Regions from separate parts of the Homo sapiens genome. Here all the other regions are linked to region 1. The links are chromatin contacts, found by Hi-C in ENCODE. All regions are on one chromosome and are shown on one strand. Each heading gives the region's core, a stretch centred on a gene start or an enhancer-like site at or near the end of the contact. The rest is flanking DNA. Distances are from core to core; before and after follow the strand shown. Region 1 holds the start of HMGCR (3-hydroxy-3-methylglutaryl-CoA reductase). Region 2 holds the start of TBCA (tubulin folding cofactor A). Region 3 holds the start of WDR41 (WD repeat domain 41).

Region 1 (4,318 bases), core at 544-3,043:
GCCAAGAACTGCGTCTTATATGGCAGTCATTTTCAATCCCAACAAGATCTAGCATTCTGCTGCTCAAGCTGGTATTCCAGAAAGAAGGAAAAAAAAAAAAAAAAAAACGAATCTTGCACTGGCAATCAGGAAATCTGGATTCTATACCCAATTAGCTCACATTCTATTACATGTTGTTTTTTAAGTCATATCTATTCTCTTCATTCACTTATGAAGCTAGAGCTCCAAAGTTCTCTGACAAAGATAAGTGTTAAATGGAATCATATGAAACTGCTATTTTTGTAGGTTAGTTGAATTTTAAATACTGGCAATTTCACATGGGTCAACCTAAGTAGACCATGTAATTCCATAATGTGGCTATCTATAGTCTAGAAACTAGACCATAAAGGAATACAAAGAGTGTGTGCATGCACGCATACTCACACTCTTATCTTGAAATGGTTATCCCACATACCCGACAATTTTCATGTTAATGCTGTAACCTATGTGCAATTTTGTTTAACCTTCATGTTACTAATTCCCATTTGTTTTGGCCACCAAGTTTATCATAAGTTCTGGAAGAACACTACAACAAAGCAGGCCTGCAAAATCCAGCCTATCCCCAAAGTACTGTCCAGGTCTTTGCTAGATTATCTCTAAATTGCAAAATGCCTTTCACTGCATGGAGAGGAAAATAAATTCATAAGTAAACAAAAAGTACATTCTCTACCTTGTGGGACGCCGAAATCATGCACATTTAGTATAGCCCAGAAACAAATGCTTCCTACGACTCTGCAGGACCATGTCTAAGAAGGAATATCCTCAAATCCTGAAATATTTCAAACGACTACTTAAGAATGGAGTACATCGACCTCCTCCTACTGCAGAAATTAACTGTTCTATATTTGTATCTCCAAGGTACATTTTTCCTAAAAGAATATCAGCACCAAGGAGACTACACCCCTTACCAAAAAAAAAAAAAAAAAAAGAGGGAGAAGAATCTTTTGAGTCATTGTGCGAATCCCCACGTTGGGCTCCGCATCCTCTCAAGCCGTTCTCCTGTAAATAACCAGACACATCTACACCAATCCACGGTTCTTTCATGGTTCTAAGTTAGTCAGCAGTATTTACAGAGATCTTTCCCGTCACCTAAAAGAAAGGTGCTAACGAACAGCAGTTCCTGGGCGTGAATGCCCGGATCCCGGGATGCAGGCGCTTCTCCCGTCTGCCCTGCGAGCTGCCGGCCCGACAGCCCCATAGACCCCTAGCATTTCTCGAATCCAGGGGCCTCCGAGGTCACCCTGCCTGACACCCTTTCCGCCCCGATTTTCGTGACCGTGCAGCCAGCACTGCCTACTCTGACTGAACAGGGACGATGAACGCAGCTACGCCCCGCGGGTCCACCGATGATGACCGCAGTCACGAAGAGGCCAGACCGCCGCCCGCCTCTCAAGCCCACCCCGGGACCCCGGGTTACTCCGGCACTGATGCCGGCCGCCGCTCGGCCTGCCGGGCCTCAAGGACATTCCTTGCAGTCCCCGCGGGTCCGAGCTGCCACACCGACAAAGCGCAACCGCAGCCCCCTCCAGGTCCGCAGGAGCTGCCGGTAGCCACTTCCCAGGGCCGAGGGAAGCTCCAGAATTGCCACCAACACAGCCCAAACCCCGCTCCCACCCATCTCCGCCCCGCTCCCCGCCGCCCCTGCCCCTCTTCTCGGTCACCGCCCGCCTCACCTCCAGATCTCACTAGAGGCCACCGAACCCCGGCGCCGACGCTCAGCCTGGCTCCAGTTAACGCAGTCGCGGAGCGGAAGGAGCCCTCACCTTACGCACGCTCGGAGCTGGACGAGCCTTCGACCAATAAGAGAGGATCGTTCGATTGTCTAGCCAATCGCCTGGGGGCTGCTCGGCCTGACGGCGCTACGTCACGAACGGTCGCCTTAACAACCGCCCACAGCTCTCTGCAGGGCCAAGAACAGGCACCGCACCATCTCTCACCACGGCTCGGCCAACCAATAGCCGTTCGAGTCCCAGCACTAGGGCCTGCCTATTGGTCCTAGAGCTGTGGGGGCGCACGCATGGCAGCTGCCTAGGCGGAGGCGATAGGGGACCAGGCGGGTGGAGTGTCCCACAGCCTCAGTGCCTGACCCGTGCTCGTCCTGGCTGTGATAGTACAGTAGGAGGCAGTGATAGGAAGCAGAATCGGAGCGTGAGGGAAAACGCAGGGTCAGGTCGATGACTGAAAGCTCAGTTACTAGCGCGGGAGAGATGGAGGGAAGCGGAGGCGGCCATGAGAAAAAGAGGAATATAAAAAAAGGGAAGGTGGCGGCGACGGGCACCTCAAACCTGTAACTGGCCGGTAGCCGAAACCAGCGCTTTCCCGAGATTTACCCATTAGTGTAAATGGCTCCGGTCACCTGCGTCTCTCTCTCTTGTGTGCGACATCCATTGCATACTGGATTCTCTCTGAAATGTGCCTCTCCTGCGTCTTCTGTGCGTTCCTTCTGCTCTCCGCCTGGTGCAGGGCTTTATTATGTCTTACTTAAAACAGTGCAATAGCCTCTCCTAACTGGTCTTCCCAGTCTTACACGCATGCACTTCCCAATCTGTCCTGCAGAACTCCCACATGCAGTATGTGGCATACTACTTCCTATTATGCCATAGACCCAAATCAGCGTTTCTCATTGTCTACTGGATTAAAGAAAGAACCTGTCACCACTAATATGGCCCCACCACACATTTCTGACGTATCTCTACTTTCCTGTGCGAACCTTACAGTTCAGCCAGGAGTAACTGGCCCTTCTTCAGTCACACTCAGTACCTTTTTACCTCCCTGCTTATGTTCTCTTTGTTTACCTTGGATATGCCTACCCATTTTAACTGCTGAGATCCTAAATATCCCTTAAGGACTTTTTCATATGCCACCTCCTTTCCTAATTCCCTCAAACACATCATCACTCCCGACCTTGAAAACCCATAAAATTTCCGTAGTATTTTTTTATTTGTCTTACTATCGTATGTGGAAATTTATTAAGGACAGGAATTGTATTTCACTCAATTTTTAAAGCCCATATTTTGAAACACATTACGAAGAAAACACTAAACACTCCTTAGTTTTAATAAATGATTATAGATTCTTATAATCCTTATATAATAGGTATTATTCCCATTTTACAAAAAAGTAAAAATTAAAGTTTGTCAAGCAACTTGCTGTAGATCACATAGATAATGAGCAAAACTGGAATTTGAACCCAGATCTAATGCTTAGGCTGGTTCTACTGTTCCCCACTGCTTCAGTGTAAGACCTTCATTCATATCTCTTTACCAAATGTTGCCTTTGAAATGCTCATTATGTGAAGTACACACTGTGGTTGGCATGGGAGATATAGTGACAAACATGACAGACATAGTGCCTGCCTTTATGAACCTTGCACAGTAAAGAAAACGGGTGAACTACCCAAAGATTGCAGTGTTCTCTTAGCAGCCTTGTCAAAAAAAAAAAAAAAAAAGAGAGAAAAGTGTGTAAGTACCGAGAGCCTAGAACCTGTCATATTTTTAATGCCGCTAGAAGTCTCAAGGACCAAATATCTCAGAAGTTACAGGTTGTACACATGCCTACTAATGTAATTCAAATAAGGACTAAAGTTGTTACCAAAACAGGCTTTAGCCCAAGATTTAGAAATTTTCATTCGCAAACTGCCTAATTGGGAACTCCAATAGGAATATGAGTTCCAAAGCAAGCAATAAAGAAACACCAGTTGTCTAGTTTTATGCTCTTAAAATAAATTCTATATCCTTCCCAAAAGGTATTTCAAAAGAATCTTTATAGCACTTAACTAATAATTTGTACTTAGTGATAAATCACAAAATTTGGTATGGACACAAGGTAGAAAGGGAGGGTGGGGGAAGCGCCAAGGAAGTCCATGTGCCGCTTCCTCATATGCATTTAACCCTTCAAGGAAAGAGTTTATAAAAGTATAATTTTTTTATTTTTAGAGACAGAGCCCAGGCGGGCGTGCAGTAATGGGTCCGGAATTGGAGGGTTCTTGGTCTCACTGACTTCAAGAATGAAGCCGTGGACTCTCGCGGTGAGTGTTAACAGCTCTTAAGGTGGCGCGTCTGGAGTCTGTCCCTTGTGATGTTCAGATGTGTTCGGAGTTTCTTTCTTCTGGTGGGTTCGTGGTCTCGCTGGCTCAGGAGTGAAGCTGCAGACCTTCGCGGTGAGTGTTATAGCTCTTAAGGCAGCGCGTCCGGAGTTTTTCGTTCCTCCCAGTGGGCTCTTAGTCTTGCTGGGCTCAGGAGTGAAGCTGCAGACCTTCGTGGTGAGTGTTACAGCTCAT
Region 2 (4,318 bases), core at 1,042-3,541, 2.4 Mb before region 1:
ATCTCAGCCTCATATTACCCAGACCCTATTCAAGATGGAGTTGCTTTGGTTCAAACACCTCTGACACACCTGCACAATTCGAAACTGTTGTTCAAGGGTCAACTGTATACACAGACACAGATAAACTCACAAAGTGTCCTCCAGAGCCTGGGAATGGGCCTGGAAACACACAATGGCAGTAGCAGCAGAGGTCTTTTGGCTGCTGACATTTACTGATTATTGATTTATAGTAAAGGCACAGATACAAATCAATTAAAACAAAGAGAAAGGGGGCAAAAGGAGGGAGGCAGAATTGGGGATTGGGGGGAAATAGCAGGTATTTGTATTGGGAAGCCTAGTTTGAGAGAAACTCCTGCAAATTAGCACAAAACTGAGCTCTGAGCTTCTTGAAACCAAAGCAAAAAAGGAAAATATGACGAGTTACATGGTTTTTGCTACCTAATCAAAGGAAAGACCTTAACGGTAGCAAAAGCCCTAGCTGCACCATCTTTTGGTTTGTGGCTTGTAGCTGCTGTTTGTGTGTGTGTGTGTGTGTGTTTGTGTGTGTGTGTGCATGTCATTTTGCTTTGGTAAGTTTGCTGTTGTGTTTTATCTACCCCTCCCTCCAGTATTTCACAGCGCTGCTGTGTGACTTGGAATTGCACATCAGTATACCAGCCAGCAGAATAAAAATATTTATTGAATTCTGTGCCCATTGTGCACAAAACACAGGTGGAGGAGGTTGGGGAAGGAAGATTTATGGAAGACAAGAATCTTGCCTCTAAACATGTTTATGAACCAGGATTTATAACTACGAAGCTGAACAAAACCCTTACGAAGGACCAAACAATAATTTGAAAAAGAAATATACTAAAAATAATGATGACTACTGGGTGACTCCAAAGCATCCAGGGAAGATTGAACAGGTGGGGTGAGTCATAGTAGACTTTGCTCAGTTTTGATCCTGGATTTAAAGTAACGGCCTTGGGCTGGCGGGATAGAAGGGGATTCCAGGACCAGTCATGAAAGTGAGAATGAGTAAGTCAGGCTAGGGAAGGAAAAAGACAGTCATATGGGTGTCTTTGAAGGATGGTACCAAGAAATTTTAAAAAGGGGGTGGGCTCGGTGGCTCATGACTGTAATCCCAGCACTTTTGGAGGGTGAGGTGGGCCTCACCTGAGGTCAGGAGTTCTAGCCAGCCTGGCCAACGTGGTGAAACCCCGTTTCTACTAAAAATACAAAAAAAAAAAAAAAAAAAAATTAGCCAGGCATAGTGGAACGCGCCTATAATTCCAGCTACTCTAGGGGCTGAGGCAGGAGAATCACTTGAACCCAGGAGGCGGAGGTTGCAGTGAGCCGAGATCAAGCCACTGCACGACAGAGTGAGAATCTGTCTCAAAAAAAAAAAAAAGAAAAAGAAAAAGAAAAGCAATTTTAAAAAGGGCGATTCTGCCCTGTATTCCTCAGGAGATTCTCTTAGGAAGGGACTGCTAGAGCTCACTGTAGATGTGCCTCATTTTATGCAACAAATATATTTTTGAACATATAAAATAGTCAAATGTTGTTCAGCATCTACCATGCGTCAGACAATGAGCTAGGTGTTTTAACCCTTATACCTAATCTGTAAAATGGACATTATTATTTCCATTTTGCAGACTGATCAGCTGCAAGGCTAAACAGCATACGTATCAGTGTTGTCTAGCTAATAGTCTAGCTATTAAAGGGTGGAACCTCGATTGTAAGCCGGTTTGTCTGATTAGGAAGCCCAAGGTTTTGTGTGCGACACACATTCTTGTAAGTTAAATATTTAGGATACACTATAAGTGATCATCTGAAGAAGTTCTGTTAGTCATTTCCTTTGAAAGGCACGTTATCTACAAACCTTCTTGCAGGGATTTGAGGTAAAGGGCAAGGATTTTCTTGACTGCGTGCATGATGGCAGTTTGTTTCACTACACATGCATCACTCTGCCTCATCTGACACCAGATAACGACATCGAAAATACCCTTAATACATTTTTTAGGTCACTCCGTCCATTAAGCAGATAATCCCGCAAAGCAACGTCCCAGAGAGACGTTAGTTTCCCCAAAGGCCCAGGCTGTGGAGACCGGGATAGTGTAACTTGCGCCTGAAGTAAAAAGAGGGGCAGTCCGAGAGAGAGGAGGAGGGCACGTTTCACTACGGGTAAAGGGGCGCACGAGGGGTAAAGGGACTGGCGGGAGCAGGGTACCGCCCTCTAGTAAACCCGCCCCGCGGGGCGTGGCGGGGACGACGGGCCGCGCAGCCTGCGCATGCGCGCCGGCGACCACGCCTAAATAGCCGCAGCCTCTGCGCGTCGCCCTCCACGGTTACCCCGGCTCTCCGCCCCTCCTTCTCGCGGCGCTCGAGGGACCATGGCCGATCCTCGCGTGAGACAGATCAAGATCAAGACCGGCGTGGTGAAGCGGTAAGGAGCCGGGAGCGGCGCCCTGCACCTCCTCTTCGTCACCTCATGGCGGCCCGCGAGGCTGAGCGGAGCGCAGGCCCGAGGAGGCCCGAGGCGGGCTCCGAACTCCAGGCCGCACCCGGGGCTCCGCAGTTGGCTGGGACTGGCAGGGACCCAGCGGGGCGCGCTGACGCCCGAGCCCGCCAGCCTCGCACGCCGCTTCCCGTCCCTCTCCGCTCACTGGCCGCTCTGATTTGCCGGAAGAGTCGGCGGTGGCCCGGTTTCTCGGCGCCCGCGGTGGGAAGGTGGTGGGCCGCGGCCTGCGAGGGCGGGCCGGGCCCTGATCCCGTGCCTCCTGTGTGCGCGCGCCGGCCTCTCCTTGCTGAACTTGGCCCGGGGAAGCGGGATCCCAGCTGTGCTCTCAAATGGGCTTGAAAGCAGGCTCTGAAGTTTAGGGGGATGCGGAGGATCTGGGCCTCGTCAAAAAAGACCGTAGTGGAGCCGTGTGACCTAACATGGCTGGCGTGACTGGCAGGCTTTGAGAACTGGGCCTGAACTTCTAGCACACTCAGCAAACTTATGTGGCCTCACTTTCTCCAGTCAGATTCCCCGAAGCTCGCCCCAGAGGCTGTGAGATGCTGTTTAAATAACTTGTGAACCAGAAGTATCTGAGACAGGTCTTAATTTGGAATGTTTATTTTGCCAAGGACGTGCCCATGACACAGCCTCAGGAGGTCCTGATGACATGTGCCCAAGGCGGTTGGGGCACAGCTTGGTGTAATACGTTTTAGGGAGACCTCAGATATTAGTCAATGGGTAAGGTGTACCTTGGTTCCCTCCAGAAAGGCAGGACAACTAGAAGGTTGGGGGGCATCCAGGTCATAGATAAGAGACAAATGGTTGCATTCTTTTGAGTCTTTGATCAGCTTTTCACTTAATACACAATTTACATGTGAGAGAGGGATAGAAGAATAGTCACTTATGCCTTAGTCGGCTAAATGAATCTGCGATTTTACATACACAGTAGGGCAGAGGAAGCAGTCAGTTACGCATTTGTCTCAGGTGGGTAGAGGGGTGACTTTGAGTTCTGTTCTTTGTCCCATACCTGTGAAGATAAGCTATCAATTTACATTGCCAGGGTGAAATACAACAGAACTGTTTTAGAGTGAAGGTCTTGAGGCCCACAAGGAATTTCCTTGGGGGCAAATTGTCAGGGAGGTATGTAGCTTTTTTTTTTTTTTTTTTAATCTTTGTAGCTATCTTATTCAGGAATAAAATGAGAGGCAGGTTTGCTCGATGCAATTCCCAGCTTGACTTTTCTTTTTGGCTTAGTGATTTTGGGGTCCTGAGATTTATTTTTCCTTTCACAAACTCATGGGTAGTGCAGTCCTGTAATTTGCTTAAATTCCTGTAAACCAAGAAAGTACCTGAGACAGGTCTCAATCAGTTTAGAAGTTTATTTTGCCAAGGTTAAGGATATGCCTGTGACAGCCTCAGGAAGTCCTGATGACATGTGCCCGAGGTGGTCAGGCTACAGCTTGGTTTTATACATTTTAGGGAGACAGAAGACATCAATCAATACATGTACGATGTACATTGGTTTGATCTGGAAAGGCAGGACAACCCAAAGCGGGCTGGGGACAGTTCCAAGTTATAGGAGGTTTTCCAATTGGCAGTTCGTTGAAAGAGTTTATCTTAAGACCTGGAATCAATACAAGGGAGTGTGTCTGGGTTAAAATAAAGGGGTTGTGGAGATCAAGGTTCTTATTAGGCAGATGAAGCCTCCAGGTAGCAGGCTTCAGAGAGAATAGATTGTAAATGTTTCTTATCAGACTTAAAAAGGTCCCAGACTCCTAGTTAATTTTCTAGTGGATCAGGAAAAAGACCTGGACAGGGAAGAGGGTTCTCTACAGA
Region 3 (4,318 bases), core at 1,338-3,837, 2.2 Mb before region 1:
GGCCTAACATATGGTCTATCTAAGAGAATGTCTTACATGTGCTTGAGATGAATGTTTATGCTGATGTTGTTGGGTAGTGTGTTCTTTATATGTTAGATGTAATTAGTTTATTGTGTTGTTTATGTCCTCTATTTCTTTACCTTGTCTGGTTGTTCTATCTATTATTGAAAGTGGACAGATGAAGTCTGCTACCATTGTTGTAGAACTATATCTTTCTTCAATTCTGTTAAGTTTTGCTTCATAAATTTTGAGGGTCTATTATTAGGTGTGTAAATATTTGTAATTGTTTTATCTTCTTGCTATATTGACTATTTTATTAATATATAACATAATGTTTCTGTCTTTGAAAACTTTTTTGATTTAAAGTCTATTTTGTCAGCTGTTAGTACAGCCACTCCAGTTCTCTTTTGGTTACTATTTGCATGGAATATCTTTTTCTATTCTTTCCCTTTTGATCTATTTGTGTCTTTGATCTAAAGTCAGTCTTTCATAGACAGCATATAGTTGGATTCTAGAGTTTGGTTTTTTTTTGTCAATCTGCCTTTTCTTTGGACAGTTTAATCTATTTATATTTAAAGTAATTACTGATAAAGAGGAATTTCTATTTTTCTATTTGTTTTCTATATGCCTTATAGTTTTTTTGTACCTCATTTTCTCTATTACTGCCATCTTTTGTATTTAGCTTATTTTTTGTAGTAAATGTTTTGATTCCCTGATCATTTCCATTTATGTATATTTTACAGGTATTTTTGTGTTTACCATGAGAATTACATTTAACATCCTAACGTTATAACAATCTCATTTTAATTTATACCAACGTAACTTCAATAGCATACAAAGACTCTGCTCCTATATTGCTCCACCCCCACCCTTTCTATTGATGCCACAAATTACATCTTTATACATTGTGTGCCCAATAATATACTAATCTTGTAAAAAATTCTTTCTTAGCTGTCCTAAGAGGAACCAAGGGAGGAAGTGTTCAACCCTGGACCAGTGCTTTAAAGCATCAGCAGAATGTCCCTTACATCAGAGTAATGTGGCATTGGGCAAACCCTAAAGAGCATGGGGCAAACCCTAAAGAATGTGGATAATCAGAAGAATAAAATGTAGGCTATTTGGGCAACCACATTGTCTCACGTGAAGATATTCCTTCCAGAACTGAACTCCTGATGTCTCTGAGTTTTGTTTTACTTAAAGATAAGTCCCTCTTTCCCAGGGGATAGTCTCTGTTTTGGTCTGTCTTCAACTGTATGCAGACTGCAATTTGGGGCTAGCACACAGAAGGCAACATGCTCCTGATCCTTGGGAGTGTGTTCTTGCCGAGTGCACTCAAAAGGAATACAAAGATGAATTATAGGAGATCCGAGTTCCAGAGGGACTGTAAGTTTGTGTAGCTGCTCACAACCAACTTAGCTTAAAGTGGGATGTATGGCTCTCTCTTATTGGTGACTGGGACATTATGCCTTGTCCCTCCAGAGCAGCATTTTATGTGATTCCTTTCTGCTTCTCTAGTGCATCTGTGTCCAATACATGTTTGCTGAATTAATGCATTAGTTGGGACATTTGTAGATTCCCTACAACAATTTACTGCTAGGAGGATTATTTGAACCTAATACATATGCAAATATATATATTTATACTTTTGCAAACATGATATGTATAAGTAGTTCCTAGACCAGTGATTTTCAGACCTTGCTACTCATCAGAATCACCTGAGGAGCCTTCCCAAAACCCCGATTCCTACGTCCCAACCACAAAGATTATTTTAATGAGTCTGAGGTGGAAGCCAGGAATCTACATTTTCAAAAGCTACCCAGGTAATTCTGATATGCAGTCAGCATAGATAACCACAGCCCTTTGACTACCTAAGAAAATGTAGTAGTCAAAAAAAGGTATATGAACTGCCTTCTATTCTTTAGGGAGATTCTATGTTAATATAGCATACGGTCAAGAACACTACCAATGTAGCCACTTCCTAGCTGTTATCTTTAGACAAATTACCTAATCATTCAGAGCTTTAGTTTCTTGATGTGTAAAATAGAGGATATAGGTTTACCATGAGGATTTATGTAAAGCCTTAGCACAGTAGCTGTACTATAGCACACAGTAAATGTTGGCCGGATTTATTCGGCTGTACACATGAGCCACTGGATTTGTCTGGATGCAGAAGTCTACTGCGGTACACCTTCTTCAGCAAGCTCTTGGGAAAGCAGGGGAGATTTCCTGGTACCCTAGGAAGTGGAGGATACTAAAGCCATGTCACAGGGAGGGGCATTATTCTTCGTGCGCGCTTGCTCGCCGGGGTCGGGTTGCTGCTCCGCGCGCGTCCACCAGGGGCCGCTCGAGCTACCTAAGCTCCGTGCGCTACCCGGCGGCGCTCCCGCGCGTGCTCACTCGGAGCAGCGCGCGCCCCGCAATCGCCGCAGCCGCCCCCGCCGTCGGCCGCCGCACCCCAAGCGACTGCCCAAACTAAGCCTCCGTGGCTGGGTACGGGAGCGCTTTGGGGACAAAAATTCTCCCTCAACTGTGGTCTGCATTCCTTCGGCCCGTGGGCTGATCTGGGGCGGGAAGTATTAGCGTCTCAGTTGCGCTGCAGCCGGGGAGGAAGGAGGAGGCCGAGCCTGGGGCGGAGTTTGGGCTGACTGGGGCTGGACCGGGCAAGACGCCGCCGCTGCCCGGATGTTGCGATGGCTGATCGGGGGAGGCCGAGAACCGCAGGGACTGGCCGAGGTAAACCCCGGGTGGGTCTGCTCTGCGTCCGTCGAGCTTGCTGGAGGGGCGGCTTCGTTCCGGTTCGGCCTTCCTGGGTTCCGACCGCGGGGACCCGGGCGGAGGCGGGGCTGGCTGCTGAGCTCGTGCCACGCGCTGTTCTCACGACGGTGGGGGCGGAGGGCGCGGGAGCCGGAGCTCCTCAGACCCGGCGGGACCCCAGGCGCACCCTGGAGCTGCAGACCCCCGGCCCCGTCCCACGGCTAGCTGAATCGTGAGATCCTGGCTCAGGGACGCTCAGCTGGTCAGCAGTCCTATTGGGACCTGTGACAACTTAGGGCTTCTGGCTACCGAAACTATCTTCATTTCCACTTAAAAAGTATACGATTTAGCTAGAAACGAACGAGTTGTGACCGCAGCTTTCCACTTTTGGTTTATTTGAATTGGTGTCTCTTCCTGGCGTCTACTGATACTTGGTCAGGGAATATAAAATTAATTTACTTATCCAACAACCGAAAAAGGATATAATTATTTTTAAAAAGTAATCTGCTTCAAGGTCAAGAACATGATTTTCTAATTAACTGCTGTTTTTGGTTTCATAGTCACACTTTCTTCATGGGCCCGAATAATTGAATAGACCGTGTGTAATGAAATTTACATTTGAAATGTGAATAAAATAATTTTTGCAGTCTTGGAAATTTTGAGGTCCCAAATTTATTTCGTATGCCACACAAGAACTTTCATGCGCGTCCGTGTGAAGAGACCACCAAACAGGCTTTGTGTGAGCAATAAAAGCTTTTAATCACCTGGGTGCAGGCGGGCTGAGTCCGAAAAGAGAGTCAGCGAAGGGAGATAGGGGTGGGGCCGTTTTATAGGATTTGGGTAGGTAAAGGAAAATTACAGTCAAAGGGGAGTTGTTCTCTGGCGGGCAGGAGTGGGGCAAGGTGCTCAGGGGAGCTTTTTGAGCCAGGATGAGCCAGGAAAAGGACTTTTACAAGGTAATGTCATCACTTAAGGCGAGGACCGGCCATTTTCACTTTTGTGGTGGAATGTCATCAGTTAAGGCGGGGCAGGGCATTTTCACTTCTTTTGTGATTCTTCAGTTATTTCAGGCCATCTGGGCGTATATGTGCAAGTCACCGGGGATGCGATGGCTTAGCTTGGGCTCAGAGGCCTGACAAGAACAGAATTTGTGAATTGCATTTTATTTCTCATAAGAAGTATTTGTTTAGATTGTTAAAAGTAAGAAATTGGATTGTTGAGAGTAGGCAGTCTTCTCAATTTTAACTTCCGCATGTCTTTGCAGTTGACGGTATTGTCTGTTTTTAAAAATTTCTTATTTCAGATTAATCCTAAATCCTTGAGATTGTGGATTATTGAATAGCCATATATGGTATATACGACATTTTGGATAATTCTGTTTTAACCTGGTTCTTTGGTTAATCATGTTATTTGCTTAACCAGGTCTCCCATTCCTGGCAAGTTTTCATTGGAGGAGAAGCAGTTTATATAGTTTTCAAATTTCTCACCACAATCTCTTCTAGAAGGAAGACAGAATAAATACAAAATCAATGCTTTGTGGTGGTGGTTTTTTTTTTGGAAAACA

What was found. Hi-C counts contacts between places; a loop is a spot of excess contacts on that map. Pooled maps may share reads with other maps.
Region 2: a loop to region 1 is called in a map of CD8-positive, alpha-beta T cell, with 12 times the contacts of the local background. The contact joins the promoter of TBCA here to the promoter of HMGCR in region 1. A Hi-C loop is called at or near these places in 3 of 168 maps with a recorded cell type or tissue (CD8-positive, alpha-beta T cell and naive thymus-derived CD4-positive, alpha-beta T cell) and 11 of 50 pooled maps.
Region 3: a map of B cell shows a loop between it and region 1 (10-fold over the local background). The contact joins the promoter of WDR41 here to the promoter of HMGCR in region 1. A Hi-C loop is called at or near these places in 1 of 168 maps with a recorded cell type or tissue (B cell) and 12 of 50 pooled maps.

Annotation. Positions count from the first base shown.
Region 1 is chr5:75,334,695-75,339,012 of GRCh38, reverse strand. It overlaps HMGCR (3-hydroxy-3-methylglutaryl-CoA reductase), which reads right to left and starts at 1,793. Exons shown (of 20, transcript NM_000859.3): 1 at 1,713-1,793. RefSeq lists enhancers at 763-1,321, 1,322-1,882 and a silencer at 1,562-1,681.
Region 2 is chr5:77,774,312-77,778,629 of GRCh38, reverse strand. It overlaps TBCA (tubulin folding cofactor A), which reads left to right and starts at 2,291. Exons shown (of 4, transcript NM_004607.3): 1 at 2,291-2,425. The coding sequence starts at 2,373. RefSeq lists silencers at 2,145-2,404, 2,525-2,694 and an enhancer at 3,712-4,318.
Region 3 is chr5:77,490,585-77,494,902 of GRCh38, reverse strand. WDR41 (WD repeat domain 41) reads left to right here and starts at 2,587. Exons shown (of 13, transcript NM_018268.4): 1 at 2,587-2,733. The coding sequence starts at 2,683. RefSeq lists silencers at 2,282-2,421, 2,862-3,081 and an enhancer at 2,202-3,125.